Linked DNA regions of Homo sapiens: regions 1 and 2 are each linked to region 3. A link is a loop called in an ENCODE intact Hi-C map of the cell type or tissue named here. Cell type or tissue: mammary epithelial cell. All regions are shown on one strand.

Evidence for each region. Peaks named below come from ENCODE experiments on the same cell type or tissue, not always from the same donor. Only the 100,000 strongest peaks of a DNase experiment are listed, where the experiment ranks them.
Region 1: it touches region 3 in a loop (4-fold over the local background); 6 of 110 quality-filtered maps call a loop at or near these places.
Region 2: a loop joins it to region 3, with 5 times the contacts of the local background. A loop is called at or near these places in 8 of 110 quality-filtered maps.

The regions. Positions count from the first base shown.
Region 1 is chr10:3,850,256-3,855,255 of GRCh38, forward strand. No RefSeq gene overlaps it. Among named protein-coding and RNA genes, the nearest start is that of LINC02639, 19 kb to the left of the region's middle. RefSeq lists enhancers at 912-1,268, 1,977-3,176. In mammary epithelial cell, no CTCF peak of the experiment used is centred here; DNase peaks (open chromatin) are centred at 1,456 and 2,296; H3K27ac peaks cover 3,104 bases.
Region 2 is chr10:3,808,260-3,813,259 of GRCh38, forward strand. LOC105376364 (a long non-coding RNA gene) reads left to right here. Exons shown (of 2, transcript XR_930580.3): 2 at 1-258. Among named protein-coding and RNA genes, the nearest start is that of LINC02639, 23 kb to the right of the region's middle. RefSeq lists enhancers at 1,136-3,412, 1,136-1,461, 1,589-2,788, 3,076-3,325, 3,626-3,785 and a cis regulatory region at 1,856-2,201. In mammary epithelial cell, no CTCF peak of the experiment used is centred here; DNase peaks (open chromatin) are centred at 2,052 and 3,232; H3K27ac peaks cover 4,836 bases.
Region 3 is chr10:4,239,732-4,244,731 of GRCh38, forward strand. LINC00702 (long intergenic non-protein coding RNA 702) reads right to left here and starts at 4,181. Exons shown (of 3, transcript NR_108040.1): 1 at 4,092-4,181; 2 at 3,773-3,956. In mammary epithelial cell, no CTCF peak of the experiment used is centred here; DNase peaks (open chromatin) are centred at 2,250, 3,050 and 4,120; H3K4me3 peaks cover 1,831 bases; H3K27ac peaks cover 4,111 bases.

The DNA of each region.
Region 1 (5,000 bases), 390 kb before region 3:
GCGGAGCTTGCAGTGAGCCGAGATAAGACCGCTGCACTCCAACCTGGGCGACAGAGTGAGACTCCGTCTCAAAAAAAAAAAAAAAAAAAAGTTGCAAAATTCATACATTTTGAATGAGTTGCAAGAAAAAATGAAGTTACTCTGTTGTTTTCATCTCTTTTAAACTGTCCCAAGTCCAAGATCAGTTGATATAAACATGCTGTGGTACAACTTTCCTTGCTTTTCAGAGTGATCTCAAGCCTATGTCCTTATCGGAAACATATTTGTCTGGTCATGACTGACTGTTGGAATCTGTCTGGAAGCACACATGGGAAACACCTGGTATACCTGGTACCTGGTGTACCTTGTATTACCCTCAGGGCTACATGGATTGTGTTGAAAGCTGTCTTTTAACATGATGCCCATCTTTGGTTGTGATGACTTATTTTTTAGAAATTAGTCGGGTTAAAGTGAGCCACACTTCTCCATGGACATTCAGCATATAGGATGTCACAGCAAGGAACACAACTGCAAGTTAGGAGCTGGCATTGAGTCAGGGCACGGAGCAGAGGCTGTATCTCGAGGAAAAACAGTCGGCGTGAAGTTGTGTGAAGGGGGCATAAAAGTGACTCAGAACTCCGTCTGATCGTGGAGGACTGAGAGGGCAAAAGTTCTTGCTTGGCGGGGCGTGGTGGCTGATGCCTGTAATACCAGCACTTTGGGAGGCCAGGGTGGGTGGATCACTTGAGCTCAGAAGTTCCAGATCAGCCCTGGAAAGTTGGTGAGACCCCATCTCTACAAAAATTAGCTGGGCGTGGTGGCATGTGCCTGTAGCCCCAGCTCCTAGGGAGGCTGAGGTGGGAGTATTGCCAGAGCCCAGAAGGTCACGGCTGCAGTAAGCCAAGATGGTGCCGCTGTACTCCAGTCCGGGTGACAGAGTGAGATCCTGTCTCCAAAAAAAAAAGATTAGAAAGTTATTGCTCAAGTGATATTTCCATGAAAGTACAACTTAGTGACAAATTACCCATTATTTGAACGCTACAACTTTCACAGAACAAGTTGGACAATGTGTATAGAAGCAAGTTTCTTAACAAACAAGCTATATTACTTAGGAGTAAGGAAGGGGAATGTGGCATCTCATTTCAGACTCTTAACTTCCTCTTTTGAGTCTGACACATCTTCTATATTTTCTTAAGGCCTCCCAGAAGCAAACAGGCAAGGCTGGAAAAAGGAAGTTAAATAGTGATTTGCTCAATTTGAAAGAAACATAACTTTTTCACATGATACCAAACGTTTCCCAAATGAAACACTCCCTACCCTGCCCCAGCATGCAACTTTCCAACTAAATCTGGCCCAAGTAAGTCGTCTCATCAGCTGGATTAAATATACTTTCTTCATCTTTGGCTGGGTCTTACCAAAATGAGTGATTCAACTTCTTAGGAGAGATTGCTGCAAGGGTTACACCAACAGATAAATATGGGAATTTCTTTCACACTTGCTCGTTTCAGACCAATAGCAGAGCTAGGTAAACAGTGATCTCATCTTCAGTCACACAGTTTTGCTGACATTACAAAGAAAGGTGTCAACACAGATTTAAGGTGGCTGTCAACTTACTGAGTCCATCATTTTGGCTTTTGAGTTTTTCACCATAGAGAGCTAACTGAGAAAAACGAAAAACTTTTTTTTCTACTTTTTTTTTAAACTAGAAAAGCAATGGCTGCTCCTTAAATATATGTAAAGAATAGAAAGAAGAGAGAAAGGTACTAATGTATCCCACCACCTATATGGAAACAGTATTCATATTTCTCCTTGATTCTGAAACATTTATGATCTTTGCAGGGAAATTTTTGGTATGTTTCAGGTAACTGTAGATGAGAGCTCTTTCTTTTCAATCAGTTCTGAGAACTTGATATCTTAAGTGGTTCTTTAAGTCCAAAATATTTCAGTTGAGTTAAACTTTAACCAACCTAGGTGATTAGTGTATATGCTCTAAAACCTTGCGGAACACTTTGTATCAACAAATAACACAAACCCTGAATTCCTGGAGCATGTATTATGTTTATATTCAAACATAACCCTGAAATGTGTTCTTACTCTAAGTATCTCAGACACATTCTTCTTATTTGAAAGCTTCGTGTATTACTCAACAACCTCTAACATATCTCAGCGATGTTAAAGACACATAGAGAAGAAATGACATCATGAAGCTGATTCTGTTCTTTCAGCTTTGTGTTTAGCTAATGCTGAACAGAGCGGTGAGTCATGCAGTCCTGTGACCAGCCAGGCGCTTTTCCAATCAGAGTCTGTTAAGATCTTTGACAACAGTACCTGTAGTTGTTTGAAGAGGAGGTTTCAGTAGTGACCTGTACCCTTGGTAATAACAGGCTTTATAGGTAACAAAATGTGTTCTCTGCCTACTGAATAACAAAACACCAATCATGAGATAACGCTTAGTAAAGCTGACTCATTTCCTCCTTTACAGATGAAAGGAGTTGTCCAAGAAATGACTATCTCAGAGGGAAATTTTCCTTCAGGTCATTACGTGAGTCTCTTTAAAGCATGGCGGACTGTAGCATTAGGTTTTCAGTTATTAGGTATATTAAAAAGTAAATTTTATTATGAAATAATATCATACATTTAAAGCCCGGTCCGGTTTTATCTTGAAATATGTGATAACTCCTGGTTTCAGATGCGATTCAGAAGAAATAGGTTGACTTGTATCATCAGGTGTCCAGAAGATTAAAATTTCTGTTTTATTAAAATGTGGAATTCACGTTTGTTTTCAGCCAAGCAAGGTTTGGTGATTCTGCAGCTGTCACCCTCAGCATCTCTGTAGGACAGCCTCTTGCCCCTCTTCACCCAGGTCTGCAGGAGGGTGGCAGCGTGGCTTGGGAAGGCTGGGTGGCGGGAGCTCAGAGGGGGTGCAGTGTTCCCACCACACAGCGGCGGCTCAACTGCCCAGGCTGTGGGGTTTCCAGCTGTGTCGTGTTGACTTGAACCGACTCAGCAGGCGGTGCCCTCCTGGAGCACCTGAAGCCTCCAGAGAAATATGATGGAAAACCAAGAGGCCTCCACCTCCCTGACTTGCTGCGACCTCCTGGGCTTTGCAGCCAGGCTGCTTTCGTGGATGCAGTCCTCGAAGCTAGTTTGGAAGACATTTATTTTTAAATATACAGGAAGCCAAATACGTTGAGAGAAAAGCCGCCTAATGCATTCCTCTGTTCATCTCCAAAGTCATAGCTGGTTTTCTAGACCCGATTTTCATCAGACTTTCCAAAGACAGAAAGAGTCTCCTCTACATAGGGCTTCCTTCTTTGCCTTCATCTGTAATGCGAGCCTTGCCCTAGGTTGCCTCTCTCTCTCCTTGCTCCGCCTGCTTCGGAATTCTCCTGTCATTTCAACAGTGGTACCAAGCTTTTTGTTGTTAGGAAATCACAAATTCTGAAACACACTCAACTGAGCAGATTTAAAAATAACCTAGGCTTCTCTACTATTTGGGTAAGGCCACTTGCTTGTTTGGGGTTGCTAATGGGAATAAGAGACTATGTGTGATTACCTCTAGAGCCTGCTTGTTTGCTCTGAGGAAAGTTTTATTGAAGAGCCACAGGCTGCGTTCCAGAACACTGGCCAAACACTTTGCACATGTGTGCTGTTGGGTCCTAGCACCGTCCACTCCACTCCTGGGAAAGGAATATGCCCTGGGGACGGAGATCTCCTTGCAGAATGCCTGTGTGGGCTGCATCTAATAAGGTTTTTTAGGAGTGGTTATGGCCCCCTGTTGGGTTCCTAATAAAAGCCCGTTATCATTTTTAGCTTCTGGAAATCCACAGGTCCCTAATTTTGTAAAAGGTGCTTTCCATGCCTTGCAGTCTGTTCTCCCAGGGAAATTTAATCTGAATACTATGTTGCAGGGTGGTGGTTGGGAGGTAATTGCTAATACATTGTGGGCCCAGAATAGACTGGTCACATTGTATTTCTCCCTTTTCACCCTAACAAATCAGAAACCGGATGATACTGTTTGTATTCGGAGTCTGAGAGTCTCAGCCTCGCCTTATCCTTCACCAGCCCGGACAGCAGCTAGGACTGAAGGTGCACGTGCCCATGTTTTCCTCCCAGCCACCCGGTTCCCCGCTCTGTCCCTCACTGATCTGTGCATAAACTGGGCAGGTCTACTTAGATCTGCTTTATACAGCAGGCTTTTATATAAGCGTTCATTTGAAAACCAAGAGATGTATAAAGGCTTTTTGGCTTTGTTTTGACATAGATAGGATCTCACTCTGTCACCTAGGTTGGAGTGCAGTGGTGGAATCACGGCTTACTGCAGCATTGACCTCCCAGGCTCAAGCGATTCTCTTGTCTCAGCCTCCCAGATAGCTGGGACTAAAGGTGCACACCACCACTCCCAGCTACATTTTTTTTTTTTTTTTTTAGTAGAGACAAGTTCTCACTATGTTGCCCAGGGTGGTCTCAAACTCCTAGCCTCAAGTGATCCTCCTGCCTCAGCCACCCAAAGCATTGGGATTACAGATGCCTGGAGCATAAATGCCTGTAGATATTGAAAAGGGAAAGGAATGTGAAGGAAGTACCCCAGAGGCTTGTGCAGCCTCACCTGGGCACTCAGAAGAGGCCTCTCAGGCAGGGAATGGACAAGGTGCACGAGCCAGCTCACATCCGTGGTTCCTCCTCGGGTTCATGGGAGCTCACCCATAAGGCATAGATTGGTTCATGATGGAGATCAGGAGTATTGTCTTGGTACCAAGTACCTTGGTGTCTGGCTGCTGTTTCGTACCATGTGGCCTCCAAGGCTGGTTGGGCTCTAGGACTCAGATGATCTGTGTGGTGCTGATGCTGAGGCTTCTTTTTCTCCAGAGCCACCTACATTTAAAGTCGGAGAGGCTGATAACTACAACTGCCATTTATGACCTGCTGAGCAGTGTGCTACACAACTTCTAGCATCATTGCCTTGAGTTCTCGTAGCAACCTTCTGATAAAGAGAGTCTATTCTTTAACAGATGAGAAAA
Region 2 (5,000 bases), 430 kb before region 3:
TGCTCATAAACGCTGTTGCTATTTTTGGGCCAGCATTGTTCAACCTGGATTTAGTTCTCCTTTGCTGTCTATTTTGGCTCTGACCTGCTCTGAAAGGGCAGGCTCCACGCCGGGTGTCACGCCCAATGGCTTCTCCACGGTCTTTGTCCAAATGGACTCAGTGAGGATATCACCAGCGGAAAAGTAAAAGATGAGAGGACTTGAAAAAAATATCTTCCATTCAGAATCTTTTTAAAAATATACTTTCAAACAAAGAGGTATTATAGAAAGCATTTTGCTTTTTCGTTTAAAGCTAAAGAAAATCAGAGTCACCTAGAAATGTGAGTTACTGGAGGAAGAGAGGAATGGTTAAGATCATTCTACAGTGTCTATATGTACTTATATATCCCAGTGTCTGTGTGTACATGCGTGTATGTCTGTGTATGTATGTGTGTCTGTGTGTGTCTCTCCATGTGTCTGCCTATATATCTGCATGTGTATACGTGTGTATGTATATCTGTGTATGTACATGTGTATATATGTGTATGTCCGTGTGTGTCTCTGTGTGTCTCTGTGTGCATGTATGTGTATATGTGTGTCTGTATGTATACATGTATGTCTGTGAGTCTCTTTGTGTGTCTGCCTGCATATCTGCGTGTGTGTGTGTATGCTCTGTGTGCGTTTGTATATGTCTGTGTGTCTGTGTATACACATGTGTGTCTGTGAGTCTCTCTGTAGGCGTCTCTCTGTGTGTCTGCCTGCATATCTGCATGTGTGTATGTGTGTATGGTCTGTGTGTGTTTGTATGTGTGTCTTTGTGTCTATGTGTATTCATGTGTTTCTGTGGGTCTCTCTGTGTGTCTGCTGCATATGTGCATGTATGCATGTGTGTATGGTCTGTGTGTGTTTGTATGTGTGTCTGTGTGTCTATGTGTACGCATGTGTGTCTGTGAGTCTCTCTGTGTGTCTGCCTGCATATCTACATGTGTGTATGTGTGTATGGTCTGTGTGTGTTTGTATGTGTATCTGTCTGTGTCTGTGTGTAATTCTTTATCTCCTCCGTTTTCTGAGCAGGCTGGTCCTTTGAATCCCAGGAGATAATTTTTCCTTATACTTACTAGAGGAGTCTGTCAATACAGTAGAAGCACAATGTAAATGGGGGATTAACACCTTGAGATAATTTGAATCCACTGTCATTCACCCTTTCTGAAATGCACAAGCTTGCAGGCACCTACCCTCCTGCTACAGGACAGAAAAAAACACGGTGGTTTTATTTCCATTTCTTATCACACGGTGTCCACTGCCTGAGCTGCACAGGGAGGCATTTTGTCATTTCACTGTAGGGGTCTCCTGTGGCCCCGAATCTCATGTGTTTGTGTCCCTAGGAGCTGCAGCCCCAACCATGTCATGAAGAGGGGTCGGCACGGGGGCTTCTGGCTGTGGCACACACACGTGTTAACCTATAAGGCTCACTTCCTGCCCACAAGGGTCAGAGTGTTGTTTTTTTTTTTTTGAGACGGAGTCTCCCTCTGTCGCCCAGGCTGGAGTGCAGTGGCGCGATCTGGGATCACTGCAAGCTCCGCCTGCCGGGTTCACGCCATTCTCCTGCCTCAGCCTCCTGAGTAGCTGGGACTACAGGAATCTGCCACCACACTCGGCTAATTTTTTGTATTTTTAGTAGCGACGGGGTTTCACCGTGTTAGCCAGGATGGTCTCAATCTCCTGACCTTGTGATCCACCCGCCTCGGCCTCCCAAAGTGCTGGGATTACAGGCGTGAGCCACTGCGCCCTGCTGAGAGTTTTTTATTGATCATTCAGTGATTCTGAAGGGAAGACAGTTCTACTCTCACTGCCAGTGACAGCACAGCCCAGGAGAGCAAGGGCAGGCTCCTCTCCAGGTGTGGCTGCTCTCCATGGCCTGGGTCATAGTCTGGAGATGACTGAAGAGTTAGTCTTGGGGCTGTTGCTTGTGAGAACTGGAGAGGTGTGTGTCATTATCTGAATCGGCCAGGCCCACGCCAGGGTGAACTGGGCTTACAGGAAATGCAGTCACAGGTGAGACAACCTTTGGCACCAGCTCCCAACTTTCAGTTCAGAGAACGGTGAGTTCCCGGTACAGGGAGTGGAAGCTGATGTCATTGAAAAGATATTGCCTTGCTTTGAAATCAGCAAGCGTGGTCAAAGTTCTCCAGTATATACACACAGAGGAAAAATGTGGCTCTGAATCACCATGGGCAGCTTTTTGATAAACAGATATTCAAAAAAAAAAAAAAAAAAAAACAACAGAAAAAACAGCCCATGTGTGGTTTTTCTGAGAATGCTACACGGCTTTCATATGTGCATTTTGACCCTAATTTCACTTACAACTTTCTCATAAGATACTGTTAGGAGTGAAAAGCCACAATTAGCTCTAGGCCAAGAGTGAATAATTTCAACAGCCTCTCTAAGATGGTTTATATTTTTGGAGCCATATATGGGTGAAAGTAACGATTTCCACAGGAGGACAAACAAAAGGAGATTTTTGCACACAACAGGGAAAAGAAAAAGGTTTAAACTTTCACATGTGAAAAAGTTCAAATTCCCAAGCCTTGCTGAACACAACCCCAGGTAGTTTTAAAATTTGCTTTCAATAAAAATTTATTTGAAATGAAATGCTTTACTAACTTTCATGGCTAAATCAGGAAACACCGTTTTCACTAATTAATATTAAACAGTTGGCGAGCACAGCACTTCTGGATGTGTTCCTTCTTCATAACTAAAAATGAGTGAAATTGTAATTGAATTCTGATGATAATCTTAATAGCATCATTCTCTACGTTGACTCCTTAAAGCAATTTTATATTTGCAAATTGTCTTTGCCTTCCTTTTAGCTTAGTTATATAGCTTGCTTTGCTCAAAGAGTAAAATTAAAGTCTTAACTAATGTCAAATGGTTTTGCTTTTCCTGTGTAAACATAAATATGTTAAGAAATGTATAGTAAGTTATCTTATTTTAATAGAGACTCATCAGTGCTAGTTATTTAGTGCCTCTCAATAGTATTTCTGGCAAACTGCACATGGCCTTCCTCATAGAATGAGGAGTGGGCATTGACATGAATTTCTAAATTGTGGCATTTCCTGGCATGATGTCAGTTGGCTTAATCATCTCAACTGTCAGCTCACACCCTTGACAGCCAGCTCGGGAGCTGGGGAGAGTCCAAATTTGGTGTTCTGAAGGAGCTCACAGGGGTCTCTGGCACGTAATGATCACCTTGAAAGTCATCGATTTCAAAAAGAACATTCCACTGTGGAAGAGCAGCCAAGAGAAGCAAACCTCAGGCACACACAGTCTGTAACAGAAACCGAAACTCCTAGCAGGAAAATACCATGACCTGCAGTGACAGGGCCAGACCATTTCAGTGAACTCAGCATGCAGAACTGTGTGGGGAAGGGCCCCATGAGAGAGTTACTATGATTATTATTAAGAGGTGAAAAACATTCTCTAAAATGGTGCGGTGTCAGAGTTAGTTTCCAGAAGGCTTGCTAACCTGCAGGGGCTGGGGTAGAAAGTCATTCTATAAAAGGCATAGGTGCAGCTGTGACTTCGAACGTTTCCCTGTGGATGAGATGCCCACACATTTCAGGACACATGTACTATGACGTTTTGGGTGCAGAGAAACGCTGCACCAATCACTCAGCTCCTGTCTCTCTGCCATCAATTTTGTCAAATGTCAAAAATCATCTATTCAGAGATGCCTATGTAGAACAGAGGAGGGGACTCTGAGTATTTAGGAATCAGTTTCCTAACTCAGCTCATCACCCTCTCACTCAGGACAACTTCCGCTTGCCTAGTGGGGAGAAGCTTCCAAGTGCAGTGTGGGCACTGGAGGGAATGCCTCGGCCACAGTTCCCGTGGAAATCTCGGGGATTTAAGTCTTTAACCAGCCCCCCAAAGACCACAACCCTCCCTCCACCATCCACTGACAGCTTTCTTGGCTCCCTAAGCTGTTCTGCACTGAGTCCTCAACTTATCTTCTCTGCTGACATTTCCCCTAGTTGTGGTGGTCATGCCCGCCAGGGAGCTGCTCCCTCTGAAGGTGATCCTGCCCCATCTCCGGGCCTCACGGGCATGGCTGCTCCAAAGACCGCGACCAATTTCCTCCTCTAAATCACGTGGGATGCATCCAAGGGCTCCTTGGGGCTCAGCCCTTGTTAAAAGAGTGCAGCTTACAGACCACACACTTCTTTGTAAAAAAAAAAAAAAAAAAGAAAGAAGAAAGAAAGAAAGAAACTCTCGTTGTATTCTTCAAATTCTGGAAGGAGGCAGGACTTAAAAAAAAATTACTGGTAATTCAAGTTCTTCTCCTTAATGTAGAAATAAACCGTGCTGAAATTCCGGTCACAAAGGCCATTGGCTTGGGCCTTCTTAGTCAATATGTATGGCAGACTTTTGAGAGCTTCATTCACCTGTTTATGATAATAATTAGAAGATAGTACAGGTTAGGCATCTCAAATCCAAAACTATGAAATAAAAAATGCTCCAAAATCTGAAACACTTTGAGTGCCGACATGATGCTCAAAAGAAATGCTCATTGGAGCATTTCGGGCTTTGGATTTTCAGATTTGGAATGCTCAAATGGTACGTTTATGATGTAAATATTCCCAAATCCAAAAAAATCTGAAATCTGAAACACTTGGGTGCCAAGCATTTTGGATAAGCAATACTCAACCTATATACACCTATCAATTTGTTCCCAGCTGGAGAGGAAAGAAAAAGTCAACCACACTGATATATCAGCAAATATGTACCAAGCATTTCTGAGTAAGTACAAGTTGTAGAAAGTCAGGGATACCAAGAAAGGACATGAACAATTCTGAAGCAACTTCAAAACGCAGATAACTGATTTTTTTTAAGTAGTAAATACATAAGTATTTACAATGTGCAAAGTATCTTGATAAATTCTATTAATACAAATGAAGGTACACTGACTCCTCTTCTAAGGGAAATTGCAGATGAAGGTAACAGCATAACCCTAGATCCCA
Region 3 (5,000 bases):
TGTTCTAATGCAGAAAAAAAATTGTCAGGGTCCTTAAGAGTCTATGACTTGTATTTTTGCAGAAAATATTATTTTAGTCAGGGGCATTTTAAAATGCTTTTGTACGAATGTTCAATTTTGCAATTTTATGGTATGTAAATGGATAAATATTGGTAGTAAAACATTTGAATCTACATGATCTTTAATTTGAAGTGTGTTATTTGAAACTTATTGCAAATGTATTTGGAAAATGATTATTGAGGCCTGCAAAAGCCCATTAAAAAGTGCCTGTCTGTGCTATATATTCAGCCTTTCCCAAAGTCAGACCATGCCTCTTGTTTTATCCAGTGACATATGATATAAATTTCTCTTTAGATATTGTAACTACCACCTGTAGACTCAAACGTGGGTTATGATGAAAAATAAAATTTGTCATTTAACACATTTGTCGGGAATTTATCTTTTAGTTGATTAAACTGTTAACTAAAGTGTCAGAATTATTTATTGCAATATCTACCTCTAAAAAGTGTGTGCTTGTGTATCAATTAATAAATGGTTCACAATAAATGAGTTTATAAAAATGGTGACAGTGTATTTGGTTAAGACTTCAAAGGGTTTTAAGCAGTAGAAAACTGCATGTTAGAATCAACAATTTGTGATTGTTCTTATCTACAATTTGTCTTATTATCTGGGTTTACTTTTTTCTTAAAATTTACTGATTCATTCTTCAGCTTTCACATTAAATTATTTGAATTAATTTTATGTATATGCTTACAAACTTTTGGGTGATATTTTAAAAATATCCCATCAATAGATAATTCATCCCTGTCATGTGGATTAACCTCCAGGCATCTCTGTAACAAGAGTCAAGGATTTCTACTGCACATGGTTTAGAGTCTTCGGTTACTCACTTGTTTTTTAGTTCCCTGGGGTGGCTCTACTTGTTTCCTGGGGCTACATGTGTTTCAAGCAGTCAGCCAAAAAAGAAAAAAAATCAAAGTTTGAGTGTCATCTGTAACGATATATCTATGAACATGGGTATGGAGAAGAGCACCACCATTTTTGTTGTTGCTTCCAGAGTCAACAGAAAACCTCACCATCACTTTATCACACTAATTCGGCAATCGAAAACTCTTCCTCAGCATGTGAAATTGTTGCATCAGCTAAGTCATTTTGCGGCTAAATTAAAAGCAGACTGTAGATAGACTCTTCCATGTTGACAATTTCAAAAAGAATTCATATCTTTACATTTTAATAGTCTGAGTTTTTAACATTATGACTGAACGTAACAGCAGGAGAGCCAATAAGGTATGATGGCATGGAGGAGGAATTCAGGAGTCGGCCCTGGGAAGCACAGATGGATTGAAGTCAGGCTGATCCACACTGAAACAACAATCATCCAGCACTTGCCTTAGGAATAACAGGAAATTATTATGATGCAGAAAAGTATTATTCCTAAAGATGATGCCTTTACAATAGCTAATCTGTTAAAGGATATTGCAGATGGTGTCATTTGCCTAAACTTCACAAATAGAAATACATTTCAACCTATTTTTAGAGAGTAATTCATTGTATTATTATAATGCTAAAATTTAACTGGCATTGAAATGGAGCTAAGCTACTGAATAAAATGTGAGATTCTACAAGACACACACACACACCCTACAAACACACACATGCACACATATGTCTTCTTGAAGTAAGAGTTTAAAGGTCAAAACACGCTTTCAAAATTCTGAGGTCAAACATATTTCTGGAGTCAAAACATACTTTTAAAACTGTGCTATGATATTGAAACAAATTGTTTCACAGGCGTCAAAGCAGGAACAACCATTCTGATATTCGAACAATAAGTTTATGGCAGCCAAAACTTTGGAGCAGAAAGACCAAATTATTGGATTTCACTTACTCTTTGCCCTCAAAAAGCCACAAGCATGAAAAAAAAGCAATGGAAATGTCTCCTGGTGCTATGAAAAGGGAGGCGTCTTGCTCATTTTAGGGCATTAAAAAAAAATCTTTCCACCGTTTTTATTTTTCTATTTTCCTGCATCTTCGACATCATCAAAGCATGTTCTCTGTTTCTGTCATTTTGAGACAAGCACTAACTGTACTGTCTTCTGTAGTCTGGCAGAGATAATGTATCTGGGTTTCCTTAGTGATATTTTAAACACATTTTTTTTCTGTCCTCCCATACAGAGCGCATACTTTTGGTGGAATTCCTGTTGTGTGGGAGACCAGCTTAGTTCCATTCACACACTCACACTCCCAGATGTGGCCCCATGGGTTTATTCCTGTCTCGCTGTTTCAACAGTCAGACGTTTGTTCTTCAGGCTGCTTGCTCCAGTATCCTCGTCAGACAACCGCAGGGAGCCTTTGTGCATTTATTTATTTATTTGCTTGGTATGCTTCAGTGTTTTGGGGGCTTTTCTTCCCACTGAGTAAGTTAAAACTCTGCAAAAGTTTGCCTCCAGAAAAAGGGAGCCAAACTGCCCCTTGATTACTTGAATTGTGTAAATGAGGGATGGCAGGTGTTGGGGCAGGGAAGGTGGCAGAGAAAGAAGTGGAAATCATTTGGAATCCAGGATTATCACTTATTGTGCCCCTGTATTGAAAAATTACAAAATGAAACTGAAAGGTTGGGCAACAGAAAGAGGATTATGTTTATTTTCACTACCACTAAACTTTGCCACTACAGGTTGGTTTAATTAACCCGTGAGATGAAGTGCTGAACTCTCTGAAAAGATAAATGCTTTCAGAGGTGCCTCAGACACGAGAAACACAATAATATTTATATTTCTTTTTGACTGAGGAAGGTCACTGTGGTGACAGTTTCAGGAGGACACCTGTATTATTCTCTTTTGTCAACAGGACTTGTAATATGAACAAAACATGCAGTCACTTCCCACCAGGATGTGTCCTTCTGGACATCAGCATACGTGCAAGATGACAATTTCAGGCAAGAATTTTTTCCTCTAATCTATGATTTAATCAGTTGGGTGTCTGGGAGTGGGTTAGAGAACATTTCTGAAGTTAAAGCTTGAATGTTTTTCATGTGGCTGGAGGTGAGGGCAGGCGTCCAGGAGACTCAGGCAGCAGCTGCATAGCTCAGTGCCTAAGTGATCTCTGCTCTTAGGAGGATCAATTGAAAGCTTAGGGGAAATAGGGCTCCCAGGAAGATGGGTGCTTAAAAATGAATACTGTAAATGTTACTCAGCATACAATTGAGGGAAAGCCATCACTCACAGGAAGTGAGCACAATTCTTTATTATCTGGGCCCTGTCACTAATGAAACATTCAGTGTAGAAGAAATCAGTCCCCTTTGAGTTTAGGCTTGTCATGATGGCTCTGGGTTTCCTTCATTCACAGCAATCACACTTAAAATGTTTACAGTCTGAAGACCTGAAAAACATGTCCACACCCTTGAATTCGTTGTAGTTACACATGAGGTCAATGTTATCCATCTTCATTTATCAAATAAAGAAATTGAAAATATAGTCTGTCAGAAAATAATTCCAATTCAGATCTTCAAGAGTTCACGTTTTATTGTCCTATTGTACTAGAGCTATTTTTGTAAAACATACATCTTTAAGCTTTCAGACAGAATCGTGAAAACGTAAACTTATCACACACAACAGCATAATATGCAATGCAGTGCAGTCTAGGATATACGCATTAGTGTCAATTTTTAATTAAAAAATGCTGAATTTTGTTTAAAAAGTTTTTTTTTTTCCTGGATCTGGAAAAGGAAATGCTTTTCTGGAGTAAAACACAGAGGATAAGGTAGAATTCTTACCTGAAGTGCCTGTAGGAGATTCCAACGTGAATGCATTTCACACGCTTTTACAAGCTACTTTCTTCTCCTTTCTTTTTTCAATCATCTTAGCAGTCATTGTTTATTTTCTGGAGATGAGTAGTTTTTATTTATACTAGAAAGCCCATAGTTTTTACATAGGTTGCCTTTCATTCTTGGTAAGACACTGAGAAAAGGAGAAAAAGAAAACTTTAGAGATAGAGCAATGGTATAATTGATTGAATGTTACGTGAACTGTCAAGATCAGAACTTTCTCATACTATCTTAGGAATAAAAATATGTTCTGGTTAGTAATCCTCACCAAGTTTGGAAGGTTAGAGGTGACTCAGCCTCCATGAATGTGGTCTGGTCTTATTTTAAGAAGGGCTTCTGAGTCATGTGGAGTTGTGTCAAACTATGTGTTATGTTATGTTATTTTAAAAAGACAGCTTGGAGAGAGGAAATTGAACTATCTTTTTTTTTTTCCAAAAAACTCTGCCCTTTAATAGAAGAAAAGGGCAAGTTATTTCCCACAAATCTCACTCTATGTAATGTAGCCTAGAATGTATTTTTACCACAGATATATTCTTAAAGTAGTTTGGCATGACCTTACTTAGAGTATTTTAAGTTTGTGACTTGAATTGTTTTTGCTTAATATTTATCCTTAGATGTGGTTGAATGCACTGTTCATAACTGAATAAATTTACTATCGATCCATTATTATCGTGATTGTTCACCTATTCAAATTGATAGCTACACAGATACATGTACTATTTTTATCAATATTCAAAATGCATAATGTTAAGTGAACTTCAATTTTCTCAACTCAGAAAAGTAGCAATAGAATAAATCTTGCCTATCTCCCTGAGTTGCAATAACATGTAATAAAATCCTTGGAAAAGTACATCAGATAATGACGGGTTCATGATGGCTCACGTTGACTGGTAATGCCATGGCTTACAATTGAGTATGAAGTCTGCACTGCGGCTCAGCTGAGGGAAAGGCACATCCAGGTGGGTGAGCAGGTCTGCTACAGGAACTCACTCTTGCATTCTAACTTCCCTGAGCCTTTGGGTATGTTTCTCGATGTTATACCAAGAACGTTCTGACATTTTAACCTCAAGTCGTATAGGTCACCTCTGGTTCCATGATTCAGCCAACCGATTGAGAAAATTATTAGTGCCATTATTAGACCCTCAAGCTAAGACACTGAATCAATAAATCCGCTTCA